3 separate regions of the Homo sapiens genome follow, and regions 1 and 3 are each linked to region 2. Evidence: chromatin loops called from intact Hi-C (ENCODE). Cell type or tissue: adrenal gland. All regions are shown on one strand. Links, peaks and the distances in the headings refer to the core of each region. The heading gives the core; the rest is flanking DNA. Region 1 overlaps PHF21B (PHD finger protein 21B). Region 2 has its middle 21 kb from the start of UPK3A. Region 3 overlaps PRR5-ARHGAP8 (PRR5-ARHGAP8 readthrough).

What was found. Hi-C counts contacts between places; a loop is a spot of excess contacts. Peaks named below come from ENCODE experiments on the same cell type or tissue, not always from the same donor. Only the 100,000 strongest peaks of a DNase experiment are listed, where the experiment ranks them.
Region 1: a loop joins it to region 2, with 2.4 times the contacts of the local background. A loop is called at or near these places in 9 of 110 quality-filtered maps.
Region 3: it touches region 2 in a loop (4-fold over the local background); 6 of 110 quality-filtered maps call a loop at or near these places.

The regions. Positions count from the first base shown.
Region 1 is chr22:44,973,039-44,978,038 of GRCh38, forward strand. The region is part of intron 2 of PHF21B (PHD finger protein 21B); the gene reads right to left. Among named protein-coding and RNA genes, the nearest start is that of PHF21B, 34 kb to the right of the region's middle. RefSeq lists silencers at 2,591-2,885, 2,615-2,784. In adrenal gland, for the core only: CTCF peaks have their summits at 2,775 (motif pointing right) and 2,976; DNase peaks (open chromatin) are centred at 2,524 and 2,712.
Region 2 is chr22:45,260,351-45,268,025 of GRCh38, forward strand. No RefSeq gene overlaps it. Among named protein-coding and RNA genes, the nearest start is that of UPK3A, 21 kb to the right of the region's middle. RefSeq lists enhancers at 3,000-3,049, 3,060-3,895, 3,320-3,509. In adrenal gland, for the core only: a CTCF peak has its summit at 3,621; DNase peaks (open chromatin) are centred at 2,298, 2,461 and 3,451; H3K27ac peaks cover 1,469 bases.
Region 3 is chr22:44,815,696-44,824,181 of GRCh38, forward strand. It overlaps PRR5-ARHGAP8 (PRR5-ARHGAP8 readthrough), which reads left to right. Exons shown (of 15, transcript NM_181334.6): 9 at 6,676-6,774. ARHGAP8 (Rho GTPase activating protein 8) reads left to right here. Exons shown (of 12, transcript NM_181335.3): 6 at 6,676-6,774. Among named protein-coding and RNA genes, the nearest start is that of ARHGAP8, 67 kb to the left of the region's middle. RefSeq lists an enhancer at 96-724 and a silencer at 5,080-5,179. In adrenal gland, for the core only: CTCF peaks have their summits at 5,078 (motif pointing right) and 5,277; DNase peaks (open chromatin) are centred at 4,464 and 5,096.

The DNA of each region.
Region 1 (5,000 bases), core at 1-5,000, 290 kb before region 2:
GATGACCCTCAGCTTTGTTGTCAGAATTAAGTGCAAACACTATGACTGACTCCCCACCCCCAGTCATCACAGCCCGGTGGAGTCTGTGTGTCTGTGTTTAATACAGAAGTCCCCGAGGGGCTGCATTCCCTTCAGGTCCTCAGGCCCCAGTCAGAGAAAACGGGGTCTGCTGGTCTCCACCCTGTCCCCTCCCTGTCCCTGGACCCTGGGTCCGCCAAAGAAGCAAAGAGAAGATTCAAGTGCACTCAACCTATGCACATCAACTTCCAGATTGGCAGATGTCAGCTCCCACCCCTGAAACCAGAAAAAAGTTAAGCAAACTGAAAATCAGTGACTTTTCTTAGAATCCTCAGAAAATTGAGGTTACAGGACAAACAGCCAACCCTAAAACTAAAGAGACAGGCGGAGACAGAGAACCACAGCTCACAGTGAGGACAGGCTGCTGGAGCCAGGAACTGGGAGGAACAAAAAGGCAACTTCAGCGAACTGCTCAAGCTGAGTGGGGGCTACCTCAAGACTTAAAACCTAGGGGCTCAGCGTGGGGTGGGGGGCACACTTTTATAAGGCTTACCTTCAGAAACCCCACCAGGGTCTCCAAGTGAATACTGGAGAAAAATCCCACTGTGCTTGACTGGGGTGAGGGGAAAAGGAACCATTCTGAAACACAACTAACATATACAGAGTACCCACTGTATTCCCAGCTTTCTCAAGACAGTGTAAGGGTGGGGTCGCCATGGGAGAGGAAAGTGTGGCTCTTGTCCCCAGAAGCTATGCAACTAGCTGAACAAGACCTAGCCCAGCACTGGGAAGTCAGGGAAGACTTCTTGGAGGAGGTGGTGCCAAGTCAATTCTTAACAAATTAGCAGGAATAAGCCAGAAGAGGAGGCAGGTAAGGACAATGTAGGCAGAATTAGCAGAAACAACACTAGGGGCGTAGTTTTTGGACACCAGTGAGACACCCTGGCCAGGCTGACACTCCTCCTTGCTCAGAAGTACTAAAAGCTTTGGGCTGAGGCCACAGCAGACAGGCGTGACTATCAGTTCCATTCTCTGCCTGGAGTGTTTGTGTGTGATGCTGTAAACGTGCATATGCGGCCAGGTGCGGTGGCTCACGTCTGTAATCCCAACACTTTGGGAGGCCGAGGCAGGTGGATCACTTGAGGGCCAGGAGTTCGAGACCAGCCTGACCAACATGGCGAAACCCTGTCTCTACTAAAATATAAAAATCAGCTGGGCATGGTGGCGGATGCCTGTAGTCCCAGCTACTCGGGAGGCTGAGGCAGGAGGGTCACTTGAGGCCAGGAGGTTGAGACTGCAGTGAGCCATGATCGCACCACTGCACTCCAGCCTGGGCGACAGAGACCCTGTCTTAAAAAAAAAAAAAAAAATGCATATGCTTAAGGACACAGAGGTCTGCACAAACACACCCTGACATGACACATGCTTACATTTTCACCCAAACAGCCGACATACCCACATGTGTTGGTACCACCCTGCACAAAGTCCTACATCCGTGCAGCTTACATTGAGTTTTAACACTAGGCAAATCCACTGTGACCACAGCGGGTCACTTCCGGGCCCTCGTCACCACCTGACCTGCTCATAGATGCAGCCTGGTGCTATACAGTGTGTGTCCAATCAGACCAGAAATTGGAGGAGAAAGAGAGCTCTTCAAACAGCAGGTATCCCGCCTCCCATGCTGGGTTTACAGTTCAAATCAGAGCGCTGAGCGTGAATATGATTTAGATCTAATAAGACCAGGGTGGTATATGGAGATATAGATGCCAACCAATTTGTTTCAATGAATAGCGTAATATTCTCTGTTATTGAAAATTCTGATCATATTAATACCACTCAGTACCCAATCATTGAACAAGCAGATCAAAATGAAATGTGAATTAACACATGGGTGTTGTGATGAGAAACAAACATCCTACAATTCAAAGCTGAAAGAATCCTCAGACATCCTCCTGTCGGTCTCTGTCTCTCCTCCAGCATGGAGCCACAGCCTGTCCTGGACGCTGACCCCACCTTCTCCTCTCTCTCCACCTGCTCCCCAATCTGCACCCTTGGCTGAGGGAAGAGAGCAGAGAATCTTCCTGAAGCCCCCATCACCATCCTCCTCTCACCCCTTCTCCATCAAACCCACCTTTTCTCCAGGGAAGCAGAATCAAGGGTCCAAGCTCCTGGCTGAGACACTTCAGCTCCCTCAGCCAGCCCCACGCCTGGGATGAGCCCAAGGAGTGACCAGCACCTGCCTGGCCTTGGACTCCCCCTCTGGCCACCGTGACACTGTTCCTTCCGGAGCAGGAAGCGCCTTTGGGTGGGTGTCTCACAGAGCCATAAGAGGCCCCTGTCCCTCCCCTCCCTCCAGCCAGCCTAGAAAGTGTATGGAGAGCAGGCGTCCCTCTAGGCCTGGTGACATCGGTACTGCACATGGAGTCCCCTCATGAGTCGCAAGCAGGTCTCATCACTGGGCGCCCTCCTGCCCTGACAGCAGAGAGGGTTTTCTAAGCATTTACAGAACACCGAGCTATGCTGCGCACTGTGGCATGAGCTTCTTCCAGCTCATCTCAGCCTACGAGGAAGGCAGGAGGGAACCCAGGCTCCTGCCACCTTCCTCCCCAAAGCTGCGGCCAAATCAGCGAGGGAAGCCCACGGCCACGCCCAGTAAAGAGGCTGCCCTGAGTGCTGTCCGTGGTGCTGAACCAGCAGGGCTCTTGGGGCCAGCGGGTCCTCCCACCCAGGGCTCCACTTCCAACTCGCCCAGGAGAGGGCGCTGGTCAGTTTTGCTTCATTTCCAGAATTTACCTTGGTTAAAAAGAAAACCTATTTTAAAAATTTTGGGTTGGGCACAGTGGCTCACGCCTGTAATTCCCAGCATTTTGGGAGGCCAAGGCAGACGGATTGCTTGAGTTCAAGAGTTCGAGACCAGCCTGGGCAACATGGCGAAACCTCATCTCTACAAAAAAATTCAAAAAATTTGGCCTGGCATGGTGGTGCACACCTGTAGTCCCAGCTACTCAGGAGGCTGAGGTGGGAGGATCACCCGAGCCCAGGAGGCTGAGGCTGCAGTGGGTCATGATTGCGCCACTGCACTCTAGCCTGGGCGACAGAGCAAGACCCTGTCTCAAGAAAACATTTTGTTTTTAATTGACACATAACTACATATTCATGGGGTACAGTAGGATATTTTGATGCATGTACATATTGTGTAATCATCAAATCAAGGTATTTAGCATATCCATCGCCTCATACATTTATTATTTCTTTGTGGTGAGAACACTCAAAATCCTCTCTTCACACTGTCTTAAGATACATAATACCATATTGTTAGCACAACAGTCACCCTGCTGTGCAATGGAACACCAGAACTATTCCTCCCACCTAACTGTAACTTTGTACCCATTGACCAATCTTTCCCTATCCAAACTTTTAAAATGTGGACTTCATGCCATTTTAGAAGGAAAAAAGCAAAATTACAATTCACATTTCACAATTTACACAGTTGGTTTCATGCACTTTTGACTGTTCCGTCTTGTTTCTGCAAGTTATACAAGTTGCAGCCTCTGGGGAGCTGGAAGTGTCCTGTCCCTGGAGGTCCTTGTATGTCCAAGGACAGCCCAGACCCATCTGCCTGTACTAAAGCACAGAATTTCACATTTGAGGCAGGAAGCCCCACACCTACAGGCCCATTTAAAAACATACAGATGTTTTATTAAGTACTGAAGAGAGATTAAAGGTTCTAAAACGTGTAACATTTGAAGAATAATACCAGAAGCATCCATGTACATAGCACTCGGGTTAAGAAAGTGGCCAGGGCCGGGCGGGGGCTCACAATGCAGTCCCAGCACTTTAGGAGGCCCAGGTGTGAGGACCGCTTGAGCCCAGCAGTTCAAGACCAGCCTGGGCAACATGGCAAAACCCTGTGTCTACAAAAGATGCAAAAAAGGTGGCACACTCCTGTAGTCCCTGCTATTAATACTAGGGAGGCTGACCTGGGCCCGAGAGGGTGAGGCTGCAGTGAGCTGTGATCATGTCACTGCACTCCAGCCTGGATGACAGAATGACACCCTGTCTCAAAAAGAAAAGAAAGAAAAAAACGAAGAAAGGAAAAAATAAAATAAATATTCACTTTGAAATCCTCCACTCGCTACAGGTAACTACTACTATTTTGTATTTTTCATTCCCAGACTTTTTTTTTAATAGTTTACCACATATGTATATCAAAAAGTGTATCAGGCCAGGCACGGTGGTGGCTCACACCTGTAATCCCAGCACTTTGGGAGGCCGAGGTGGGCAGATCACCAGAGGTCAGGAGTTTGAGACCAGCCTGGCCAACATGGTGAAACCCCATCTTTACTAAAAATACAAAAATTAGCCAGGTGTGGTTGTGTGCGCCTGTAAGCCCAGCTACTTGGGAGGCTGAGGCAGGAGAATCACTTGAACCTGAGAGGCGGAGGTTGCAGTGAGATGCGATCATACCTCTACACTCCAACCTGGGTGACAGAGCGAGACTGTGTCTCAAAAAAAAAAAAAAGGATATCGCTTGTTTTTTGGGATGGGATCTTGCTCTGTCACCCAGGCTGGAGTGCAGTGGCATAATCATGGCTCACTGCAGCCTCAACCTCCTGGGCTCAGGCGATCTTCTCACCTCAGCCTCTAGAGTAGCTGGGGCTACAGGTGCATGCCACCACACCCAGCTCATTTTTCATTTTTTTTTTTTTTTGTAGAGATGGAGTTTTACCATGTTGCCCAGGCTGATCTCGAACTCCTGGCCTCAAGTAATCCTCCCACCATGGCCTCCCAAAGTGTGTGATTACAGGTGTGAGCCACTGCACCTGGCCTGCATGTTTTGAACTTTAATTAAATGAAATCATATGAAGTTTTCTTCTGCAACTTTTTGAAGAAAACTTCAACTCCAAGCTCCCAAGAGTCAAGGTTGTTGCACGTGGCCTCACTCATTCCTTTTCCTTGCTGTAGACACAGTGCATACATGT
Region 2 (7,675 bases), core at 1,712-6,711:
AGCCCAGGAGTTCAAGACCAGCCTGGGCAACATGGAAAGACCCCCGTCTCCACAAAAAAAATACAAAAATTAGCCAGGCATGGTGGCACGTGCCTGTGGTTCCAGCTACTCGGGAAGCTGAGCTGGGAGGATTGCTCAAGCCTGGGAGGTTGAGGCTGCAGTGAGCCGTGATCACGCCATTGCACTCCAGCCTGGGCAACAGAGTGAGACCCTGTCTCAAAAAACAAAACAAAACAAAAAGAAGCAGCAAGAATGTGCTCGTTCTCCCTTATAGGTGCTGACTGAAGCTGCACGGGAACCACCAGGTCTAGGATAGAGGCAGGAAGGGCAAAGGTGGGGGGAACACCAGGGGAAGTGAGGGCTACAGGAAGAGGGGCCTTGGGGCTGGGTGCGGTGGCTCACGCCTGTAATTCCAGCACTTTGGGAGGCCGAAGTGGGCGGATCACCTGAGGTCAGGAGTTCAAGACCAGCCTGGCCAACATAGTGAAACCCTGTCTCTCCTAAAAATACAAAAGTTAGCCGGGTGTGGTGGCAGGCACCTGTAATCCCAGCACTTGGGAGGCTGAGGCAGGAGAATCGCTTGAACCCAGGAGGCAGAGGTTGCAGTGAGCCAAGATCGCGCCACGGCACTCCAGCCTGGGTGACAGAGTGAGACTTTGTCTCAAAAAAAAAAAAAAAAAAGAAAGGGGTTGGGGGAGGCTTCAGAACAAGGATGTGGGCTGCAGGCCCGACTTGTCTCCTGGCATGCTCAGCGATAGGCAGGTCCCCACATACCCTGGGCCTCAGTTTCCTCATCAGTAGGAGAAGGGGGCCCCTCATTCCTCCTGGATACTGAGAGCCACGAGGAAGTGGGGAGAGCCACACTCGGGGCTAGAATCCCAGCTCCACCAGCCCCTCGCTGGGTGAAGCGGCTCAGCCTCTGTGAGTCTCAGGTCCCTTCTCAGCAAAGTGGGGGTCATGGGGGCCGTGCTTCCCCATGGGGCTGTGCACACATTCCTTGCGGTCCTGCCTGGAAGCCTCTAGCACTTTCAATACAGGAATGGTTTTCATGGTCCGTTTTCCTTAAGACTCAGCACACAGAGACATCATTCATTCATTCTCCCCTCTTTCATCGTTGCCTGCCTCCTCAGGGTAGGCCCTTGATGGCTGGGTTCTGGGGACACCAAGTGCTCCCCACAGCCTGAGATATCAGTGGTTCATGGCTTGGCAGGCTGCCCTATGATTGAAGAAACAAGGAAGGGACAGGTGTGTGTACAGACGTCAGAGCAGCCAGGTGCAGAGGCAGGTGCGTGTACAGATGTAAGCGGGGTCAGGTGCCGATGTTATGGAATCTTTGGGGTGTCGCTTTTCTGGGCAGAAACCTCTGTGGCCAGTGGCATCTTTGTCTGAGTTTTGCTTGGGCCCACTGGGCTCATTCCGCCCACTTGTCCTGGCAGACTGCACTCGGCTCACACTATCGGCCTGGATCCCACGTCTACCAAGGGAGACTGCGTGGGGTGGTGACGGGTGTGTAAGCACGCGTGAGGTCCGGCCACTGCACAGTCAGACACGCCGGCTGCTGCAGTGGGGCAGGCAGCTCCGGGTGCCAGCATGGGCCCCAGCTCTCTGCGAGGCTACAGCTGGACCAGGCGCACTGCAAGCAGCTTCCACAGCTGGCACTGGGGAACACAGTGGCTCTCAGAAGCTTGGAGATGCCAGAAACCACAGGGACCCAAAGAGGGCATCACAGCCCTGGCTTGGGAGACTCCCCGGTCTGGGCTCCCCAAAGGGCTGCAGCTCTTCCTTCCTTCTCTTCCCCTGCAACGTGGCCAGCAAGGGGCATGTCTCAGCACTGTTTGTGTTATAGCTCTTTTAGCCTTATTCAGTGGGTCCCAAGTTCTTGTCCTCCACTCAGGAAGAATGAGGTACGGAAACAAGAGGGTGAGCAAGACGAAGAGGAGCTTTATTGAGTGACAATAGCTCAGAGGAGGCCCTGGAGAGGGCAGTTCCTCACTACAGCTGGTCATCCGACGTCTGCTCAGCTCTGGCTGAGCCTGGGGCTTCTGTCAGCCTCAGAGAGGGGGAAGTTCATGCTGACTGGTCCATGGGCGGCCATGGGCAGGCCCAGAAAAGGCAACACAAGTTCGCACTCCAGTCCACGGCACTGACAGCCTGGCCCCCAGCCTTCAGGGCCTCCCTGGCCTGAAGGTGGGCCTCACCAGGGACTCACCCCCTTCTGCCCAGAAACCTGTCTGCCTCCTGCTGCCATTCATGGCGCCCAGGCTATAGGTACCAAGGGGCGTCTGCAGGCCACTGCCAAGCTGCCCTCAGTTCCTCCTCAGCTTCATTCCTATGCTCATCAGTGCCCAAAATCTGGAGAGGGCTGAGACGGCAGGGGGCTGGCATGTCAGCACTGCCCTGAGTGTGTGCACACCTGGCTGGGCTGTGACAAAACCCAGGCTCGGCCCCAATTTTGCCCCAAGATCAGAGCAGGTGCCGACAGCAAGGAGAAGCCAGGCAGTGGGAGCAGGCATTTCCAAGCCTGTGAGGGCAGGGGGGCCTTCCAGGGCCCCCAAGAGTGCAGAGATGCCTGGGTCCGCAGTGGCAGTTAGGGCCGGTGCAGCTATGTGGGATGTGGGGCAGGACTCCAGCCTGCTCCGTGGAGCGGGAGGCCCCGGTCTGCAGCTGTGGTTTGGGCGGCTGCAGCTGCACCTGGGAGGGTGGGGTTCCCACCTGCTCCCAGGCTCCGAGAGCACAGGGATGCCTGGGTCCACAGCCGTGGCTTGGGCAGCTGCAGCGGCATGCAGGGAGCTGCCACCCCGACTCAGAATGGGAGAGGCTCCTGCCTGTCCCCAGCTCCTGCCAGTTCCATGGAACATGCAGCCCCAGCCGTGCCTCCCTGCTGCAGCTGGTGTGACAGCAGCAGCCGCTCCAGATGGCCTGCCACTGCCACCACTGAGACAGGTGTGTGTATAGAGGTCCATTTTATTCAGGCTGGCGAAGGAAGGCTTCTCAGGGGAGGTGGCCCTTGGGCTTCCTCCAGATGCTCTGGAGTCCTCAGTGTCTGACTCCGGCAAGTCTTTCTGAAGAACAAGCAAAGCTCTTTCTCTTGCCACCGCCAAAACATTTCCAAGGGACTCTTCAGAAGAGAGTCAGTCTGCACAGCTCCCCTGGGGCCTGGGCGGTGGGGGCAGAGATCTTATCCAACTTCTCAAATGAGATTCTGCAGGCTCCAGTGACTCGCTGGAGGTCACCCAGCTGGTAAGAAGAGGAACTGGAACTTAACCTCAGGGCTTCCACCCCGGCTCCTTCTTCTGCTCCACAAATGCAGCCCAAGCCTTGAGGGCAGTGAATAGGTCAAGGGCCAGGACAGTAGCCTGGAGCCACCCCACGAGGGTGTGGGAACCGAGGGCGGGGTGGCATGGTGAACATGGAGGAGGGAAGCCCCTATTTTTCCTGAATCCCATGCCCTGGGATCCCAGAGCAAGGCTGGCCAGGGCTGACCTTCCTTCTCATTGCAGCATCTGCTCTCAGGGCCAAGGATTGCTCTGATGACAGACTACAGGCAGAGCGAGTGGCCGGCAGGAGCCACGTGCTTCCGGAGCCTCCTGCGGCCACCCCTGCCTCCGCACTCCCCCTACAGTCCACCTCGACACAGCAGCCCAGGCCACGTTTCCAAAGCCAAAGTCAGATCATGCCATTCCTGTTCTCATCTCACACAGAATAAAACCTCAATTCTTGTCTCCGCCTGCAAGTCCCTGTACAATCCGGCGCCTGCTGATCTCATCAAGCTCTCCTGGAACCAAATCACCAGAGCAACACCATGGCAGGGGCCTCCCTCTCAGAGGAGGAGGCATTGACAGGAGATGATCTCAGGGCAGACAGTTCTAGACCAGGACAGAGCTGGAGCTGAGGCCTGAGGCAGCAGGTGCCTAGCCAGGGGCCAGCAAGGAGGTCTGAGTGCTGGAGGTCAATGTTAGAAAATAGTCGGGGCCCAGACCAGGCAGCCCATGAATGGGTTTTTCTTTGGTTCACACAGTATATTACAAAACGGACCCACACATATGTAGTTAACTGAATTTGTTTGTTTGTTTGTTTTTGAGAGAGTCTCTTGCTCTCTTGCCGAGGCTGGAGTCCAATGGTGCAATCTCGGCTCACTGCAACCTCTTGGGTTCAAGTGATTCCCCTGCCTCAGCCTCCCGAGTAGCTGGGACTACAGGCACACACCATACCTGGCTCATTTTTGTAATTTTAGTAGAGACAGGGTTTCACCATGTTGGCCAAGCTGGTCTTGAACTCCTGACCTCAAGTGATCCACCTGCCTTGGCCTCCCAAAGTGCTGGGATTACAGGCGTGAGCCACAGTGCCTGACCAAATTAACTGATTTTTGACCAAAGTGATGAAGCAACTCGGTGGGGAAAGGAAAGTGTTTCCACAAAAAGTGTTGGATCAACTGGACGTCCATATATATATAAAAAAATGAACTTCCACACTTACTTCATACTACATACTAAAATTAATTTGGGGCTGGGTGCAGTGGCTCACACCTGTAATCCCAACACTTTGGGAGGCTGAGGTGGGTGGATCACAAGGTCAGGAGTTTGAGACTAGCCTAACCAACATGGTGAAACCCCATCTCTACTAAACATACAAAAATTAGCCGGGTGTGGTGGCACTCACCTGTAATCCCAGCTACTCAGGAGGCTGAGGCAGGAGAATGGCTTGAACCCAGGAGGTAGAGCTTGCAGTGAGCCAAGATCACACCACTACACTCCAGACTGGGTGACAGAGCGAGACTCCATCTCAAAATAAATAAATAAATAAATAAATTTGGGGGAGTCTATAAAATGGACCACAGACCTAAATGGAAGAGTTAAAACTGTGAAACTTTTACAGGAAAACAGCAGAAAATCTTAGTAACCTTGAGTTAGACAGAGGCTTCTGAAATAGCACACAAAAAGCACAAATTATAAAAGGGATAATTGATAAATTGGACTTTATCCAAATTAAAATTTTTTGGTTTTTGCAAAGCATACATCCAACAAAGGACTTGTATCTCGAACACTTTCTCAGCTTTTTTCCATTCCCTTCCTCATCCAAGGAATATTTTTAGACAATCCTTCCTAATCACCCCCATGGAAATTTAATACACAGGTACCCGTTTATGTATTGTGCGTTTATTGTGCTTTGTACATAAAGAGCACAATTTTTTCATTTCACGAGAACCAATTTTTTCCCATTGGGGGCAATTTTGCCTTCATTGAAAATGCATGATCAGGCCAGACACAGTGGTACACGCCTGTTGTAATCCCAGCGCTTTCAGAGGCAGAGGCAGGCAAATCACTTGAGCTCAGGAGTTTGAGACCAATCTGGACAATATGGTGAAACTCTGTTATCTACAAAAAAGTAAAAAAACTAGCCGGGTGTGGTGGTGCATGCCTGTGGTCCCAGCTACCCAGAAGGCTGTGGTGGGAAGTTCACCCGAGCCCTGGAGGTCGAGGCTGCAATGAGCCACTGCACTCCAGCCCGGGCAACAGAATGAGACCTTGTCAAAAAAAAAAAGAAGAAGAAGAAGAAAATACATGATCTAGAATATTAAAAAAACTCTTATAGTAAACAATAACAACCCATTCTTTTTTTATTTTTAATGGGCAAAAAATTTGAATAAACTTTTCACCAAATAAGATATACAGATGACGAAAATGAAAAGAAGTTCAAAACCATGAGTTCTGGGCGGGCACAGTGGCTCACACCTGTAAGCCCAGCACTTTGGGAGGCCGATGCGGGAGGATCACAAGGTCAGGAGTTTGAGACCAGCCCATCCAACATGGTGAAACCCTGTCTCTACTAAAAATACAAAAATTGGCTGGGCGAAGTGGTTCACGCCTGTAATCCCAGAACTTTGGAAGGCCGAGGCAGGTGGATCACGAGGTCAGGAGTTCGAGACCAGCCTGGCCAAGATGGTGAAACCCTGTCTCTACTAAAAATACAAAAATTAGCTGTGCGCAGTGGCAGGTGCCTGTAATCCCAGCTACTTGGGAGGCTGAGGCAGGAGAATCACTTGAACTCATAAGGCAGAGGTTGCAGTGAGCTGAGATCACGCCACTGCGCTCTAACCTGGGTAACAGAGTGAGACTCCATCTCAAAATAATAATAATAATAATACAGAAATTAGCCTGGTGTAATGCTGCATGCCTATAATCCCAGCTACTCGGGAGGCTGAGGCAGGAGAATCACTTGAACCTAGGAGGCGGAGGTTGCAATGAGCCAAGATTGCGCCATTGCACTCCAGCCAGGGCAACAAGAACAAAACTCTGTCTCAAAAAAAAAAAAAAAAAAAAAAAAAAGATTCCCTAGGGAATGAGATGTTACAGTGAGACACCACTATACATATACCAGAATGGCCAAAATGAAGAAGACTGAACACACTAAGTGTTGGTGAGGATGTGGAGGAACTGGAATTCTCACGCACTGCTGGTGGGAATGTAAATGGATATCCACTGAAAGACAATTTGACAGTTTCTTAAAAAGTTGAACACATGCCTGCCACATGGCCCAGCCATTGTACTCTTAGGTATTTATCCAACTGAAATGAGAGCACATGTCCACATGGAGACTTGAACAGGAAGGTTCATAGCAGCTTTAGAGCTAAAATTTTAAAAGCGCCCATTAACAGGTGAACGGATCAGCTAACTGCATATCCAGTTGCATATCCTACAATTGGATACTACTCGGCAATAAAAAGGAATGAACTATTAATGGCATCTAAGAAAATGGATGAACCCCAAAATAGTTATGCTGAGTGAAAGAAGCCAGACCAAAAAAGAACACATGTTATGATTCCACTTACATGAAATTCTGAAAATCTCAGTCTCATCTATAGTGACAGAAGCAGACCAGTGGTTGCTTGGGGGTGGGATGGGGGTGGGGTGGAGGAGAGGGGAGGGGGGATGAAGAGGGAATGGATTACAAAGGGACAAGGACATACTTTTTCTTTTTCTTTTCTTTTCTTTTTTTTTTTTTTTGAGACGGAGTCTCACTCTGTCACACAGGCTGGAGTGCAGTGGTGCGATCTCGGCTCACTGCAACCTCTGCGTCCGGCGTTCAAGCGATTTTCCTGCCTCAGTCTCCGAAGTAGCTGGGATTACAGGCACCTGCCACCACACCAGCTAATTTTTGTATTTTTAGTAGAGACGGGTTTTCGCCATGTTTGGTCAGGCCGGTTTCAAACTCCTGACCTCAGGTGATCCATCTGCCTCAGCCTCCCAAAGTGCTGGGATTACAGGCGTGAGCCACCGGGCCCCGCCAGGGGCACACTTTTGGGAGTGACGGAAATGGTCATTATCTTACTGTGGTGATGGAGTCACAGAATATACATCTATATTCAAAACTCATCAAATTGTATACTTCAAATATGTGTGATTTATTTTATTTTATTATTTTATTTTGAGACAGGGTCTTGCTTTGCCACCCAGGCTGGAGTTCAGGGGCACTATCATAGCTCACTGTAGCCTTGAACTCCTGGGCTCAAGCAATCTTCCTGCCTCAGCCTCCCGAGTAGCTGGGATTACAGGCACGCGCCACCACACCCAGCTAATCTTTTATTTTTGTGGAGATGAGGTCTCACTATGTTGCCCAGGCTGGTCTTGAACTCCTGGGCTCAAATGATCCTCCCGCCCATGTCCACGCATGGTCC
Region 3 (8,486 bases), core at 2,102-7,101, 440 kb before region 2:
CTGCTAAAGGATTTCTGCCTCAGTATTGGGAAGCAAGAGCTCAAGGGGCTCGTGAGGCCTGGGAGGCTCTGCCTGGGTCGCATGGGCATCTTGTATTTTCTTCCGTTTTGGCTGTATGCATCAGGCACAAACTGTGTGCACAGAGCCACATGACGGGGGTGGGGTGGGGAAGAGACTGACAGATGTCGTTCTTGCACGGTGGCTCTGGCCCTCCCTGGGTGAGTTCTGCAGGCGAGGGAGGGGCTCAGAGCAGGAGGGCGCAGGTGTGCACCAGACGGGTCAGGATAGCCAGGTGAGGTGGCTGCCTCTGTGAGAGGGCGGGAGGACTCCTGGAGGGCCTCCCTAGGATGAAGCCTCTGGGGACAGGGAGGCGCATCCCTGGAGGGGTCGTCATTCTTCCCCAGAGGTTTGCATCTCACAGGCCTTTGCCATCTCCCCCCTCGGCTCCTTCCACTTGTTGAAGCCCACTCGTGGCTCTGAGGCTGCTGCTGACACAGGTCTCTTCTCGTGCCCCACAGACACCGTGTGAGTGGGTGTGACGCTCCGTGTACAGGGAGCACTCAGACAGAGCTGGAATGCCAGCTGGGACCTCGGAATCCACACTGTCTCCTTCCCATTTCCCCATCCATCCCTGGGAAGCATCTCGGCCCCCCAGGAGCATGGACAGCTCAGGCTCTCAGGCACCTGCCTGTCTTCCCACCAGCCGTCTCCCGCCCCAAGGGCTACACTGCCCCGTCCCACCCTTGTCCCTGTGTCCCTTTGTCTCTTAATGTGACTGGTACTCAGAGGAATGTTGGCAAGCACTGGTCCTTGGGCACATCGAGAGCTACTCTGCAGCCAGACACAGTGGCTCATGCTACTAATCATAGCACTTTGGGAGGCCAAGGCAGGAGGATCACTTGAGCCCAGGAGTGTGACCTGGGCAAGAAAGTGAGCCCCACCTCTATAAAAAATATAAAAATTAGCCGGATGTGTAGCATGCGCCTGTGGTCCCAGCTACACGGGAGGCCAAAGCAGGAGGATTGCTTGAGTCCAGGACTTCAAGGCTGCAGTGGCTTGTGTTTGTGCCATTGCATTTCAGCCTGGGCAACAAGCAAGACCCTGTCTCAAAAAAAAAAAAAAAAAAAAAGAACTGCCCTGCCAGGCGGCTTGGAGCCTTTCTTTTCTTTCTTTTTTCTTTCTTTCTTTCTTTTTTTTTTTTTTTTTTGAGACGAAGTCTCGCTTTTGTCCCCCAGGCTGGAGTGCAATGGCGCCATCTCGGCTCACTGCTACCTCTGCCTCCTGGGTTCAAGCGATTCTCCTGCCTCAGCCTCCCAAGTAGCTGGGATTACAGGCACCTGCCACCACGCCTGGCTAATTTTTGTGTTTTTAGTAGAGACGGGGTTTCACCATGTTGGCCAGGCTGGTCTCAAGCTCCTGACCTCAGGTTGATCCACCCGCCTCGGCCTCCCAAAGTCCTGGGATTACAGGCGTGAGCCACCATGCCCGGCCTTCTTTTCTTATCAGCTCCCAAAGCTGTCATTCCAGGGACTGAATCGTGTGGTCCTGAGGCACACTGGGAGAATTCCCAGAGCAGCAGACTTGAGTCAGCTCCTGCTTAATAGAAGGAGAGATTTTTGGGGCCAAAGAGCTCCTTTCATGTCACTAGAATTTCCTGCCAGTTTTTCTCACCTACTGGCCTATGCCGCACACATTCCCCTATTGGAAGGTGAGGTTTTGTTTGTGTTTAACCAGGCCCAGCACCCTTGTGCCCTATGTGACATGTGACATATTTGACATAGCAAAAAAGCTAGTCCTGTCATTTACCTTAGAAAAGTCCTTAGAGGGGCTGGGCGCAATAGCTCACGTCTGTAATCTCAGCACTTTGGGAGGCTGAGGCTAGCGGATCACCTGAGGTAAGGAGTTCAAGACCAGCCTGCTCAACATGGCAAAACCCCGTCTCTACTAAAAACACAAAAAATTAGCGGGTGTGGTGGTGGGCGCGTATAATCCCAGCTACTCAGGAAGCTGAGGCAGGAGAATTGAGGCTTGAACCCACGAGGCAGAGGTTGCAGTGAGTCAAGATTGCACCATTGCACTCCAGTCTGGGTGACAAGAGCGAAACTCCATCTCAAAAAACAGAGAAAAGTCCTTAGAGGGCGAGGCATGGTGGCTCACACCTGTAATCCCAACACTTTGGGAGGCCAAGGCAGGTGGATCACTTGAGCCCAGGAGTTTAAGACCAGCCTGGGTAACATGGCGGAACCTCGCCTCTACAAAACAGATAAAAATCAGCCAGGCATGGTGGCGCGTACCTTAGTCCCAGCTATTCAGGAGGCTGAGGTGGGAGGATTGCTTGAGTTCGAGAGGCAGAGACTGAAGTGAGCTGAGATAGCACCACTGCACTCCAGCCTGGGCGACAGAGTCAGACTTTGTTGTACTTAAGAGTTCTAGAAACCTCTAAGGTTCTTGGAAAAAAAGTTCACCTGCTTGGCCAGGCACAGTGGCTCACGCCTGTAATCCCAGCACTTTGGGAGGCCGAGATGGGAGGATCACTTGAGGTCAGGAGTTCGTGACAAGCCTGACCAACATGGTGAAACCCCGTCTCTACTAAAAATACAAAAATCAGCTGGGCGTGGTGGCGCATGACTGTAATCTCAGCTACTTGGGAGGCTGACGCAGGAGAATCACTTGAATCCAGGAGGCAGAGGTTGCGGTGAGCCGAGATCACACCATTGCACTCCAGCCTGGGCAACAAGAGTGAGACTCCAGTCTCAAAAAAAAAAAAAATTCACCTGCTCCTCCTGTTTTCCACGTGGCAGCGTGATGGTGATGGCACCAGACTGCCTGGGCTCGACTGCTCTGCCCCTTGCCATCCATTACCCATTACCCTCAACAAAAGAGCCAACCCCTCTCTGCCTCAGTTTCCCCATGTGGCTGACAAGGCTATTTAAGTCATTCCATTGTCATAATAATTCACTGACTTAATACATATAGTGTTTATTTTATTTTTCTTCCTTCCTTCCTTTTCTCTTTTTTTTTCATAGGTTCTTGTTCCATCAGCCCGGCTGGAGTGCAGTGGTGCAATCATGGCTCACTGCATCCTTAACCTCCTGGGCTCAAGTGGTCCTCCCACCTCAGCCTCTCACATAGCCGGGATTACAGGTGCGCACCACTGTGCCCAGCTAGTTTAAAACAATTTTTTGTTGAGACAGGGTCTCGCTATGTTGCCCAGGCTGGACTGGAACTCCTGGCCTCAAGTGATCCTCCTTTCTCAGCCTCTCAAAGTGTTGGGATTATAGGAGCGCACCATGTTGACTGTTTAGAATAGGGCCTGCCAGGCAAATACTCAATGTTAGCTGCTAGTACTGTGTTTTTTGTTTGTTGTTGTTTTGTTTTGTTTCATTGCTTTGAGACAAGGTCTCAGTCTGTTGCCCAGGCTGGAGTGCAGTGGTGCCATCACGGCTCACTGTAGCCTCGAACTCCTGGACTCAGGTGATCCTCCCACCTCAGCCTTCCAAGTAGTTGGGACTACAGGCACGCCACCATGCCCAGCTAAATTTTGAACTTTTAGTAGAGACAGGGTTTTGCCATGTTACCCAGGCTCCTCTCCAATTCCTAACCTCAAGTAATCCTCCAGCCTCGGCCTCTCAAAGTGCTGGGATTATAGGCATGAGCCACTGCACCTGGCCCTGATTTAAAATGTTTTTAAGTTGGCTGGGCGTGGTGGCTCACCCCTGTAATCCCAGCACTTTGGGAGGCCAATGTGGGCAGATTACCTGAGGTCAGGAGTTCGAGACCAGCCTGGCCAATATGGCGAAACCCTATCTCTATTAAAAATACAAAAAATTAGCGGGGAGTGGTGGCAGGCGCCTGTAATCCCAGCTACTCAGGAGGGTGAGCTACGAGAATCGCTTGAACCCGGGAGACGGAGGTTGCAGTGAGCCAAGATCGCGCCATTGCACTCCAGCCTGGGCAATAAGAGCGAAACTCCACCTCAGAAAAAAGAAAAAAAAATCTTTTAAAACTACCCTTTTGTATTAATTTGATTCCAATATCTTACGCACCTTATGTGCCAGCACCGCAAAACAGTACTGTGAAGTCAGCCACATTTTCCCCATTCCAAAGAAGAGGAGGTTGGTGCTCAGAGAGGTTACGCCCAAGTCGCACCATGAGAGGGGGCGTGGGCTGGGATCCAACCTGAGCCTGTGTGGTTCTACCCCTCATTCTGCCTCATGCCTGGACATAAGCAGCTGCCAGGAGAGGACCATAGGAATTGGGCTGGGGCTCTGGAGCCCAGATTGGGCTCCGCAGCCCATTGCCTGTGAGATCTTGGGCAGCCACATAACCTCTCTGTTTCCCAAGTCCTCATTTGTAAATGAAGGAAGTAGAGGAACTCTGAGGCCCTGGGTCTCGCCAGACCTCCTGACTCAGATCCCCGCAGGTGGTGCCTGTGGCTGCAGGTCTAACAAAACCCCAGCAACTCTGCCGCACGCCGTGTTGGGAGCCCCTGGCTGAGCTGGCCTGTGGGCCCTTTCCCGAGAGGAGAGGCAAGTGGCAGGGCCCTGGCTGCACCTGTCCCAGAGTCCGTGTTTGGCAGAGCCTGGCCTGCAGGACAGGTCAGGGAGGTTGCAGAGAGGAAGGTGAGGGGCTGGGCATGGGAGGCCTCCCTGCAGCTCTGAAGCGGGCACCTCTGTCCCTGAGAATGGTTCCTGCAGAGGGGCAAGACTCCCTTTGCCCTTAGTGGGTTCCTCCCGCCCATCACACAGGACGTTGACAGTACTTCACAGCCCCGGGGACACCCTCCGGCATCCTTCCAGCAGAGACCAGACTGTCCCCGAGTCCTGTGGCGTCTAAATGGGCAGGCGGTGAGGACACTCCTGCAGGGGTCCCACCAGCCCCTTCCCTCCGGGGGCTGGGGTGCAGGCACTAAGGCAGGCCCCGCTTTCCTCCCTCCCCTTGTGCTTGGGGTGAGGGGCACACTGCACTTTGGTGGCTATTCTGCAGCCCCAGCCTTCAGCCCGGGTTCCCTGGCCTACCTGGCAGTGTCCTTGAATACAGAAACCTGGCAATCCCCGCCCTCCTCCCTCAGCCCCCGGGTCCGATTCTTTCTCGTCCACTAGGGGGAGCCAGTGCACACAGCTCGGCCTCCCTCGGGGCTCCTTTAGGAACCACCTGGCGCTGGTGCTGGCGCTGGACTGAGCTGTGGGCTGAGCTTTGGGCTGAGCACTGGGCGGCCGCTGTCCCTTTGGATTCTCCTACCTGTCATGATCTCCGTATTTTTTGTTTTTGCCACGGTAACTTGAATTATTTTGATTTCACAAAATAAACGACATTGAAAATACATGAATACTTATTTCAAGACTTTCAAATTGTCATAAAATAACATAAAATATCTTCGGTTTGGCTGAATACATAACTTTCCTTTTCCAGTAACAACATAATTCTTTACCCACATTAATAGTTGTATATCTTGGCCAGGCACGGTGGCTCATGCCTGTAATCCCAGCACTTTGGGAGGCCAAGGCGGGCGGATCACGAGGTCAGGAGATCGAGACCATCCTGGCTAACATGTTGAAACCCCGTCTCTACTAAAAATACAAAAATTAGCCAGGCGTGGTGGTGTGCACCTTAATCCCAGCTACTTGGGAGGCTGAGGCAGGAGAATCACTTGAACCCAGGAGGCGGAGCTTGCAGTGAGCCGAGATCACACCACTGCACTCCAGCCTGGGTGACAGAGCGAGACTCCATCTCGAAAAAAAAAAAGTTGTATATCTTAAACATATACAATAAAGAAATAATACTGTCCTCCAAAATAAAACTCAAATGATATATTTATGGCAAAAACCAAACCTAGACTATCATAAAGAAGGCGGGGATTACAGGCTTCTTATAAAGGCGTGCTCGCATCCATCTGTCAATGATCCCCACTTTGCAATTCATGCTGAGCCTTGTTACTAATAGCAGTCGTCACAGCGAGCATGTCCACCAGACGTCAGGCAGTGGACTAGACCTGCAAATAGCCTTGCATTGTCTTCCGCCCTCACTTAGGAGGGAGAACCCCCACTTTCAGACCCAGGCCCTGAGAGGGAGTGAATTGCCCTGGGGCACAAGAGGAGGGAGAAGACGGAGTTGCTGCACCTGGTCAGGGCATGTCTGGCCTTGTGGCTGCGCTGCTCCCTGGGGTCCGAGAGACTGTCCTGGAGACAAACCTGGAGAGCCTCATTGGTTCCTCTCCTTAGAAGAGGTGGCCAAATGTGAAGCCACCACTGACCCCAAAACCGCGAGCAACTGAGGCTGCCCTGGGGCAGGCTTCAACCTCAGAGCTGCTCTCTCTGTGCCAGTGGCTTAGTGCCCCCTGTCTAGCCTGCATCCCCCAAAAGCGCTTCTTGGCACTTCCGCGCTATCTCCTATATGCAAATTCAGGGCAGATGTAAATTGGAGGCAGATATTTATTTTTATGCAGATGAGCCACTCCAGCGTGTTTGGTGCATTGGAGATCTCGTGAAAGCAAAATATCTCCCGGCGTGCGCTGCTTGTGTTATGTTCGGGTTTTAAGTCGTGTCAGCGTTTACATTTTCTTAATATGAAAAATGCCTGCATTGTTCTGCCGCCAACTCCCCCTCCCTCCCTGCAACCCTCGGCCTCTCTGCTGGCGCCTAATCGTTCTTTATTCTCTTGCTTCTGCTTTCTTAGTCACAAGTTTGGGAAGAAAGTCATCTATTTCAACTACCTGAGTGAGCTCCACGAACACCTTAAATACGACCAGCTGGTCATCCCTCCCGAAGTTTTGCGGTAAGTGCCTGTTAGACCCCAGAAGCCGCATCAATACATCTTCGTGCTTCCAAAGGGCTTGGTTCAGTCCCATGAATGTTTAAGGCTTGATTTCCAAATGTGTGCTTGGCTAGATTTGGCTCAGAAATCTGCGGCATCGACAAAGATCCGCAGCAAAAGGTGCTAACTGCTGACTCAGAGAAATGAAATGGCAAAGGTTGTATACAGGACGGGATGTTTTCCTCGCCCACCATTGCAAAACTGATTTAAAAAATAAGCCCTAACATGGCAACGGCCGTTTGTTGCCTTGGTGTTTACCGTTTTTGCTTTTGAGCAGAAAATTAGGAGAATTTCCCAGGCGTGTGGATAACGCTGTGTACAGAATGAAGTGTTCTCAGGGACGTCACGGGTGCTCTAGAAAACGACCTGTCTCCTGGATGCTGAAAGCTTAATTGGTGTGTCTGCTACAAGGCTTAAATGTAGGCCCAGATGAATAGAGGCTGCCCAGAAAGGCGTATGCCACACAGCCAGTACAGGGCGCGGCCAGATCCAGCCTGGGTCTCTGGACCCCCAGCCTGGGTTCCCTCTGCCCCTGTGTCTCCCTCTCTGAGGCGCTCCTTTGAAGGAGCAGGCCCTTGCCAAAGTACGTGCAGGGAAGGCTGGTAGCCTTGCAGGGGTAATGGAGATAATAACTTCTCTCCGGACGCCAAGTCACATGGCAGGTGCTGGGATATAGAGGTGTTTAGGGAGTGTGGTCTCTGCCCTCATGACACTCTCAGACTAGTGAGGGCCACAAATCAGTGATGACAGGGGCCAGAGGAGGCACAGAACCCAGCTGGGGAGGGGACTGGTGTGTGGGGGTAATCCAGGAAGACTTCTAGGAGGAGGTAGCTCTTAAAGTGAGTTTCACAGGGACAGTTGGCTAGATGAAGAGGCCAGGGAAGCACATTTCCAGCAGAGGGAAGCCCTCCTGCAAACATATGGGTGAAATATTGGGAGATCTGGAGGCAGTGAGAAGTCCCATGTGATCAGGCAGAAGTTGGTGAACGTGAAGCTGGAGGTCACCTTGGGCCGGGAGTCCTTGGTGCCAAGCAGAGGAGAGTGAACTGGACCTGGAGGCCATGAGAGGATGATGGGAATCCCTGGTCGCCCGTGGGCCCTGGCAAGACCCCACTCCCAGACCTCACTAAAGTGATCCGGGGGAGTCCATGGAGACGGCTCAGAAGATGTATTTGTAGCAGCTCTGTGGTGGAAGTGATTTGGTCTGGTGACAAAGGGTAACTCACATCCTCCTGTGTGGGAGAGTGATTTGGGGATGAAATGGACGGCATCTGTGAAACACGCAGCTCCGGCTTCTCAGTGGGTACTGGGTGCAGTCTAGGGCCTCTGGAATGTGCAGGTGGCTGGCAACACTGAGGGTGCAGGGTCCTGTGAGTCAGAGGGGATGAGGTTTGGGAGAGGGGCTTGGGCTTGGGCATTGGGAGCTCCTGAACTTACTCAGTAGGCAGCCGGCACCCCTGTTCCATAGCCATGCAGCAGAACCCCAGAGGACACGTCCAATGCTGATGCTTTTAAATGAGCAGCTTCTAGACTGGGGGTGGGGCTGAGTCTGGATTTTCTCCACCCCCACATACTTCCTGGTGGGTGCTGCGAGCACCAGAGGCTGAGACCCACTGGCACAGCGGCAGGGCAGGGCCTTGGGGTGCTGAATCCTGGCTGTCATCCCAGCTTGT